2 separate regions of the Homo sapiens genome follow, and region 1 is linked to region 2. The links are chromatin loops, found by intact Hi-C in ENCODE. Cell type or tissue: CD14-positive monocyte. All regions are shown on one strand. Links, peaks and the distances in the headings refer to the core of each region. The heading gives the core; the rest is flanking DNA.

Region 1 (4,404 bases), core at 236-4,235, 62 kb after region 2:
ATGGACTAAGATCTGGTCTAGGCTATAGACTCCCTAGCCCATTGGGAGGGATATTCCTCAAATTCCCCAGACTGATTACCATGTGGCCTAAGTCTGAAGATCACCCTAAAGACAGAGCATGGTATCATGGGAAATTCAAGAGCATCAGAGCTTCACAAACCCAAACCCTGGCACAGCCACTCACTAGCTTCAGGGTGACCTTGAGCAATCTTTTTTTTTTTTTTTCTAAGACAGGAAAAAGAATAATCTGAGGCAGAGGTGGGCAGATCACCTGAGGTCAGGAGTGTGAGACCAGCCCGGCCGACATGGCAAAACCCCATCTTTACTAAAAATACAAAAATTAAGCCAGGCGTGGTGTTGCACAGGCTGGAGTACAGTGGTGCAATCTCAATTCACTGCAACGTCCACCTCCCGGGTTCAAGCAATTCTCCTGCCTCAGCCTCTTGAGTAGCTGAGATTACAGGCATGCGCCACCATGCCTGGCTAATTTTTGTATTTTCAGTAGAGATGGGGTTTCACCATGTTGGCCAGGCTGGTCTTGAACTCCTGACCTCAGGTGATCCTCCCACCTCGGCCTCCCAAAGTGCTGGGATTACAGGTGTGAGCCACTGCGTCCGGACAACCTTGAGCAATCTATTTAACCTCTTTCATTTTTCACTTTCCTCTTCTGCAAAATGAGGATGACAGCAATACCTTCTTTGCTTGGTTGTTATGAAGACTGGAAAAAAAGATACACAAAGTACCTAATGCCTGGCAGAGACAGGGCCCTCAATAAATTATTATTATTATTATTATTATTATTACAATTACACAACTATTATTATTCTTCTTCTCTTAAGTGCTTTTACTTATCACCCATGACAAGTGAACAAAGAACTGTTCACCTGAACAAATAATTATGTTGGTCATGGTCTTTGCCTTCTCGGAAATGACAGACTATGGTAAATATAAAATATACCTCTTTTCGCAATCTAAGATTACCTGTCCCTGTTGTACTTTAATCTCACCACTTAATGTTGGAGAGGAATATAATGAAGAGTATGCTGTGTTCTTTGTGCACATGTTTAATCTACAATACTGGACTGGAAACTTGTGTCAGCTCAACTCTTCTACGAACAAGATGCCAAGACAAAATTAGTCATGCAGGAGATTTCTTGGGAGAAACGCCTGTGAAGGATTTGGGGAGGGGCAACCAGCATGGGCAGGGAGGGCCTTCAGAATAGGAGGGAAGGAGGAGGACTGGGTAGTAGGAGTCAGACGGCATTGCAGCACTGAGTCTGAGCCAGGCCGACCAGGAGGCCTCAAGCAAAGACTCCTCATTAGAGGAGTCCCATGCCAGCCAGAAATAGCCTGACCATGGTACCATACAACTACCACATTCAGTTACTAGCTAGAAGAATCCCCAGAAGTCTGTGACTTGTCAGCGTGAATGCAGGGGCAGAGCCAGAGGGGCCGCAGCTGGAAACTGTCAGCTAACTACCCTCCTCATGAGCTTCTCACGCAAGTGGATTTGAGCAGTGCACGCCCGCAGCCTCTAGAGAACTCCCTGAAGACAATAATTGTGTTGGTATTATTGCTTGTACCTAGTAAGTTCTCAACAATTGTTTGTCGAAAACTGAATACGTGATGGTTTTTAGCAACCAGCAGGAAGAACAACCCATTTGCTAAATCCAGGTGGATTAGGTCTCATAATTCCTGAAGAAAGAAAATGTCTTCCATCATTTGAAGTAAATGACAAGGCTCAGAAAATACTCCTGTGGCATAGCAGATCCCAGCCTCCAAACAATAAGTGGGTTGGGGGTGCTGAGGTGATGAGCTGACAGCAAAAGAAAGAAGTGTCAGGCAAAAGTGGCCTGAATTAAACCCACCATTGACTTCATTATGCACTTAATTTCACTTGTATAGACATAGCCACAGGATGAAGTAACCAACAGTGGGTATGGCCTCAAAGGTAAAAGCAAGGTGGTACAAAAACTGCTTCTGAAACAGATGACAGAGTGGAGAGAGCCTCAGGAGCTCGGGGTGGAGGGAAGATTTCAATCGTGGAGGTACACTTGCCCAAAGCAAGCACCCAGCAACTGGAAATCAGGTCACCGCAGCACTCACTGGAGGCTTGAAAAGGATAACTAACTCCAGTTTTCAAAGAATTAAAATAGCTATGGGTGAGGCAAGAGGAAGAAATGACTCACAAATCTGGAGGTAAAATGAGATCTCTGAGCTAATGATGACAAATAAAGGAGGGCAGAGAGAAGAAGCAGTGTTCTTGTCAAGTTCATTTCTCATTTTCATAATAGACAGCTATCTACTTCAATTAAAAATGATTTATTGAACACCTGCTATGCACAAAATGAAAGAAGCAAGGTTTCAAAAACATTCCCATGTCCAAGCAGCATGACTGAGCTCCTCCCAATGCCAGGTATATATGGTGGAGTCTGCAGAAATGAAGAAAATCATTCCCAGTGACTACCCTAAATCCCACCAAGGAGACAAATCCAAAAAACAATTAAAATACAATAACATAGTACATTGTGAATCATGCAGTGATAGAGGCAGGTCTAAGTGTTATGAAAACACTCTAAGTAGGGCAATCATTTAACTCATCATTAAACCAGAATGCTTTGAAAGTAGAAGGGGGCATTATCAATAATTATACTGTGACAATGGGCATAAACTGGGATTGTTCCTGGACAAACCAGGATGAATATCATCCTAGTTGTAAGGAAAAAAACTGGGGAGAGGCCAGGCATGGTAGCTAATGCCTGTAATCCCAGCACTTTAGAAGGCCAGGGTTGGGGGACTGCTTGAGCCCAGGAGTTTGAGACTAGCCTGGGCAACACGGTGAGACCCTGTCTCTATTATTTAAAAGAAATAATGTTTTTCTAAAGTGGGAAGAAAAGGATAAAGAGGAGAATTAAGGAGGAAGAAAACTGGAATTAAGAGGTCAAGTTGTTAAAGAGGAAAGGGATTAGATGGGCATGGCAGAGTAAGAAAAAGAAATAGCCCAAAGGAGTGACTAGAATTTGAAAGCTGAATCTCAAAAATAAAATCATTTGATTTTACTACTCTGAGGCTCAAGGTAGTTAAATGACAAAGCTGAGATTTGAACCCCTGCTTGTGAACTCCAAAGTCTGTATTATATAATTAGTAGCACAAGCACAATTAGTACTTAGAATGTCTAATTTCTAAGTCAGTGCTACTTTTACTGCACTCTACAGAGTAAGTGAGCTTGTACTGGGTTGAAGAGCATCCCCCAAAATTTATGTCCACATGGAACCTCAGAATGTGACCTTGTTTGGTAATAAGATCTTGAAGATGTAATCAAGTTAGGATGAGGTCATGCTGGATTAGGGTGGGCCCCAATCCAGTAACTGGTATTCTTATAAGAAGAAGAAAATGAGAACACAGACACACAATGAGAATGCCATGTGAGGAGACATAGAGACGCACAGGGAAGAATGCCCTATAAAGATGAGGGCAAAGATTGGAATAACATGTCTACAAGCCAAGATATGGCAAGGATTGCTGGCAACCACCAGAAGAAGCTAGGAAGATAGGAAGAGGCAAGAAAATATTCTGCCATTGAATCTTAGGAGGAAATATGGCCCTGCCACCTTTATTTCAGAATTCTAGCCTCCAGCTCTGTGAGACAATAAATTTCTGTTGTTTAAGACACCAAGCTTACGGTACTTCATTCCAGCAGCCCTAGTAAACTACCATAGAGCTAGAGAAAAAAAGAGCAGGAGACAGAGCAGGAAGGGTGAGACAGAAGGGAGGTTTTAGGGAGGCCAGGAGCAAAGAAAAAGGTGATGTCACCAAGACCCCAAAAACCAAAAACTGTTTCTTTGATTCCATGATGACACCTCCCCTTATCTCCAACCTTACCATTCTCACCACTACTCTCTCTTTTAAGGATCCCATAACATTGTTGGTCAGTTATACCCAAGTAAAAAGAAAACTGTAGTGAAAGCAAAGAAAGAGTTGACATGAGCTGCTGATAGGAATTAAACCCACACCACTGTGGATGTCAGCTATGAACAATGACTCACAGCTTTAACTAGGAAAGTTGATTTTGATAAATTGAGGATAGCTATGGTAATCTCTAATCACTAAAATAGTAAGACGGTGTGTAAGTATCAAGCTGATAGGAGGAGAAGTTGAATAATGAAAACATTAGATGAATATAAAACCAAAAGTTAAGAAAGAACAAAAGGGGAGCGAAGAAAACAAAGATTATCAGTGATTGCATCAAATAGAAATGAAATAAATGATTCAATTAAAAGAGAAATTATTGTATTATTAAAAAAAAAACAAAACATGCTATATACTTACTAGAGACATGTCTAAAATAAGAGGATATAGAAAGGTTGGAAATAAAAAGATAGAAAAAGATATGTCAAGCAAACA
Region 2 (4,404 bases), core at 158-4,157:
TTTTCATACTTTTGAAGCTATTTTAAATGATTTTTTTCAATTTCTCATGTTCATTGTTAGTATGTACAAATACAACTGATGTTTGCATACTAATGTATCCTGCCATCTGGCTAACTCAGTTCTTATAGCTTTTTGTAGATTCCATTGGATTCTCTGCATGGAAGATTATATTGTCTATGAATAAAGATGGTTTCCTTTCTTCCTTTCCAAACTGAATGTTTTTAATTTCTTTGCTTAGTGCTTTAAATTTTTTATAATTTCTGATTTATCAGCATCCCACCGATTTCATATGTTGTAATTTCATTTTCATTCAGTTCATAGTACTTTCTTATTTCCCTTTTGAGCTCTCTTTTTTTACATTTTTTCCTACTGACTCATCAAGCTTGATCCCTTTTGATCGTTTCTTTGACCCAATGGGCAATTTAGAAGTGTCTTATTTAGTTTCCAAATATTTGAGGATTTGCCAGAAAATCATTCTGTTATTGATTTCTAATTTAATTTCATTGTAGCCAGAGAACAGACTTTGTAAAACTTTAATTCTTTTTAAATTTATTGAGATACGTTTTGTGGCCCAGAATATGATCTTTGTAAATATTCTATATACACTTGAAAGTAAATATCTATGCTGCTTTTTCGGGTGAAGTTCTGTATAAATACTTCTTAATATGAATTAAGTCATTTGATTGTTTTGTCCAAGTTTCTTATATTTTTACTGATTTTCTGTCTCTTTGTTCTATCAATTGTGGAGAGAATGATCCTGAAATATCTGATTATAACTGTGGATATGTCTATTTGTTCTTGCAGTTCTATCGGTTTTTGATTCCAGTATTTTGATGCTCTGTTATTGAGCGTATGAACATTCAGGAATGTTCTTTTCTTCTGGTAAATTGACATCATTATCAGTATAAAGTACCTTACTTTATCTCAGGATAAAATCTGAAATCTACTTTGTCTATTATTAATATAGCCACCCTAGCTTCCTTTTGACTATTGTCAATATATTTTTTTCTATCCTTTTAGTTTTGACCTTCTTGTGTCTTTACACTTAAGGTGCATTTCTCTTAACCAGCATATATATATAATGTGAAAATATCTGCCTTTTAATTGGGGTGTTTAGTCCATTTACAACTAGTGTTAACTATGGATATGGTTAGATTTAAACTTATCTTGATACTTTTTTCTATTTTTCACATATGATCTATGCTCTCTTGTTTATTTTCTGCCTTATTCTGAATTAACTGAATATTTTTATGATTCCATCTTGTCTCCTTTATTGGCAGTATTAACAATAATAATTTATTATTTTAGTATTTGCTTTACAGTTTATAGTGTACGTCTTTAACATATCACAGATTACCTTCAAGTGATAATATACAACTTACATATACCGTAAGATTGCTTAAACAGTGTAGTTTTATTTTGCCCATTTCAGCCTCTGTGTTATTTTTGTCATACATTTTACTTCTACATATGTCTATTATTTGTCTATTTATGTCAGTTTTCTCTTTGGTTTTCTGCATAATAAATTACCATAAACTTAGAGACTTAATATAACACCCATTTATTATCTCAGACTTCTGTAAGTCTGGAATGACCTCGCTGGATTTTCTGTTCAGGTTCTCACAATGTCGAAATCAAGATATCAGCCAGCTGTATTCTCATCTCGAGTGTGGGTCTTGCTGCAAGCTCATTTCTGTTATTAACAGACTATAGTTCCTTATGGTTTTAGAAATCAAGTTCCCATTTCCTAGCTGACTGTTGACCAGGGTTTACTTTCAGGTCATTGCAGCCACTCTCTGGTCCTTGCACTTGAACCTTTTTATCTACAAACAAATCAATGCACCCAGTCTTTCTTGCGGTATTCAATATTGAGGTATTCAATACCTCTGCCTTCCCCTTCTGATAACAAATGGAGGAAACTCTGTTTAAATGGACTCATATAGTTAGTCAGGTCCACCTGGGTAACCTCCCTATCTTAAACTCAGCTGTGCTGTAGAATACAACATAATCACAGGAATGATATTATCATCAGATTCAATGGTTCTGGGGATTAGGGAATGGAATCTTGGGAAACATTTCTAGAATTCTGCCTACCACCATATGTTTAATACAAACCATACACTACATTGTCATTGTTTTCTTTTAATATTTAATTTTCTTTTAAAATATTTAAATAATAAGAAAAATATCTTATGTATTTACTCATGTAGTTACCATTTCATGTTCTTCATTTCTTGTGTAGATCAATATTTCTATCTGATGTCTTTTTCCTTCTGATTGCACAAATTCCTTTCACATTTCTTGTAGTGTGACTCTGCTAATGATGAATAATTCAGACTTTTGTATGTCTAAAAATGTCCTTATTTTATCCTGTTTCTCAAGGATATTTTCACTGGGTATATAATTCTATGTGACAGTTTTTCTTTTTGGCACTTGAAGATGTTGAGTCACTGTCTCCTCACTTGCGTTGTTTCTGGTGAAAAGTCTCCTCTCATCTTTATATTTGTTCCTCTGTACATAATGTGTCTTCTTTCTCTTCATGCCTGTAAGACTTTCTCTTCATCAATATTTTTATACAGTTTAATAATCTGCTTTATGCAGTTTTCTTCAAATTGCTTGGTTTGGGGTTTCATTGTACTTCTTGGATCTGTGGGTTTATAATTCACTAAATTTGGGAAGCTTACAACATCTTTTTAAAAATACTTTTCTGTATTTTTTAAGGAACTACAGTTACAGCTATATTAAGCTACTTGAAGTTGTTCCACAGCTCACTGATTACACTATTTATTTTTTTGTTCCTTTTTCTCTGTGTTTACTTTTGAATTGTTTCTATTGCTATATCTTCAAGTTCATTATTTTTTTCTGCAATGTCCAATCTGCCATTAATCCCACCCAGTGTCGTCTCAGACATTGTGATTTTCATCTGCATTGGTTTTTGTTTTAGAGATGGAATCTTGCTTTGTCACCCAGGCTGGAGTGCCGTGGCACAATCATCGCTCTCCACTGCCTCAAACTCCTGAGCTCAAGGGACCCTCCCGCCTCAACCTCCCAAAGCACTGGGATTACAGGCATGAGCCACGGCACCTGGCCAGTTTCCATCTCTATAAGTTGGTTTGGGTCTTTTTATGTCTTCCATGTCCCTACTTATCTTATTGAACATACAACATAGTTATAATAACTGTTTAAATGACATAAGTGCTAATTCTCACATCTATACCAGTTCTGGATTGGTTTCAATTGATTGATTTTTTTTTTCATTACAGGTCATAAGTTCCTACTTCTTTGCATACCTGATAATTTTTGATGGGATGTCAGATGTTGTGATTTTACCTGTTGAATGCAGAATATTTTTGAACCTCAAAAAGATTCTTGAGCTTTGTTCTCAGATGCAATTAAAATACTTCAAAACAGTTCGATCCTTTTAGGTCTTGCTTTTAAAATTTGTTAGGCAGGATCAGAGCCATGTTTCATTTAGGGCATTATTGTTCACTGTAAAGGCAAGAACCTTTAAATAGTCTACCCAGCGTCCTGTAAATTATAACATTTTCCAGTCTAGCTAGTGGGATCAGATACTAATCCTGGCCCTGTGTGAATGCTGTGCATTATTCCATCTGTTCCTTTTGAGTGGTTATTTTTCCAGCTCTGGATAATTTCCTCAAATGTAAGTGCTGGTCAAAACTGAAATGAATACTTGACTGGGTCCCTCTGCAACTCTTCAGAGTTCAAATATATGACTTTCATTCTAAGAATTTTCTTGCCCCTGTCTAATACTTTAGCCCTATATAGTTACTAAGCCCTGAAAGCACCTACAGCAGTGTGTACAATAATTGAAACACTAGAGTGCTCTCTCTAAATAGGTGCTATATCACCTTTGCTGTGCTAAAAATGGTTATAGAACTTAAGGGTTTTTTTTAATCTTATACAACATTTTCATATAGCATTATACAGTAAAAATGAACACTACAGATGCATAATTAATTTTCTTGAAGACAGCATGCATTCAGAACTTTCTACAGTGATGATTCATCTTCATGCTGCCTTCTAGCCCACTCAGGTGATCCAAATGACTTTTCTGATGGGGCTTTCCCAGCAGGCACAAAATGAGTAGCTGGGCACATTCAGGGTCCCAGGTATTTTATATTAAATAGAACAGAAGGGTGATTTAGCTTCCTTTTTGGTAAAGTAAATAAATATGAATTAAAAATTTTGGTAAAGTGGTAAATATGAATAAAAAATTCATATTTTAAATGTGAACTTTAAATCACAAAATATAAATGTCCCTTTTAGCTCTGTAGTTTTGGTTTGTTTTATCTTAATTTCTGGTGATATTTTATCAGCATTGGATTGGAATACTACAGCTTTTAGTTCTTCACACTATTGAGCATTTAATGATCTGTGAAGAAA

Evidence for each region. Peaks named below come from ENCODE experiments on the same cell type or tissue, not always from the same donor. Only the 100,000 strongest peaks of a DNase experiment are listed, where the experiment ranks them.
Region 1: a loop joins it to region 2, with 2.2 times the contacts of the local background. A loop is called at or near these places in 2 of 110 quality-filtered maps.

What each region holds. Positions count from the first base shown.
Region 1 is chr3:101,961,845-101,966,248 of GRCh38, reverse strand. The region is part of intron 2 of RDUR (RIG-I dependent antiviral response regulator RNA); the gene reads right to left. Among named protein-coding and RNA genes, the nearest start is that of RDUR, 23 kb to the right of the region's middle. In CD14-positive monocyte, for the core only: no CTCF peak of the experiment used is centred there; a DNase peak (open chromatin) is centred at 2,188; H3K4me3 peaks cover 487 bases; H3K27ac peaks cover 652 bases.
Region 2 is chr3:102,024,118-102,028,521 of GRCh38, reverse strand. No RefSeq gene overlaps it. Among named protein-coding and RNA genes, the nearest start is that of RDUR, 85 kb to the right of the region's middle. In CD14-positive monocyte, for the core only: no CTCF peak of the experiment used is centred there; a DNase peak (open chromatin) is centred at 1,701; H3K4me3 peaks cover 2,054 bases; H3K27ac peaks cover 1,888 bases.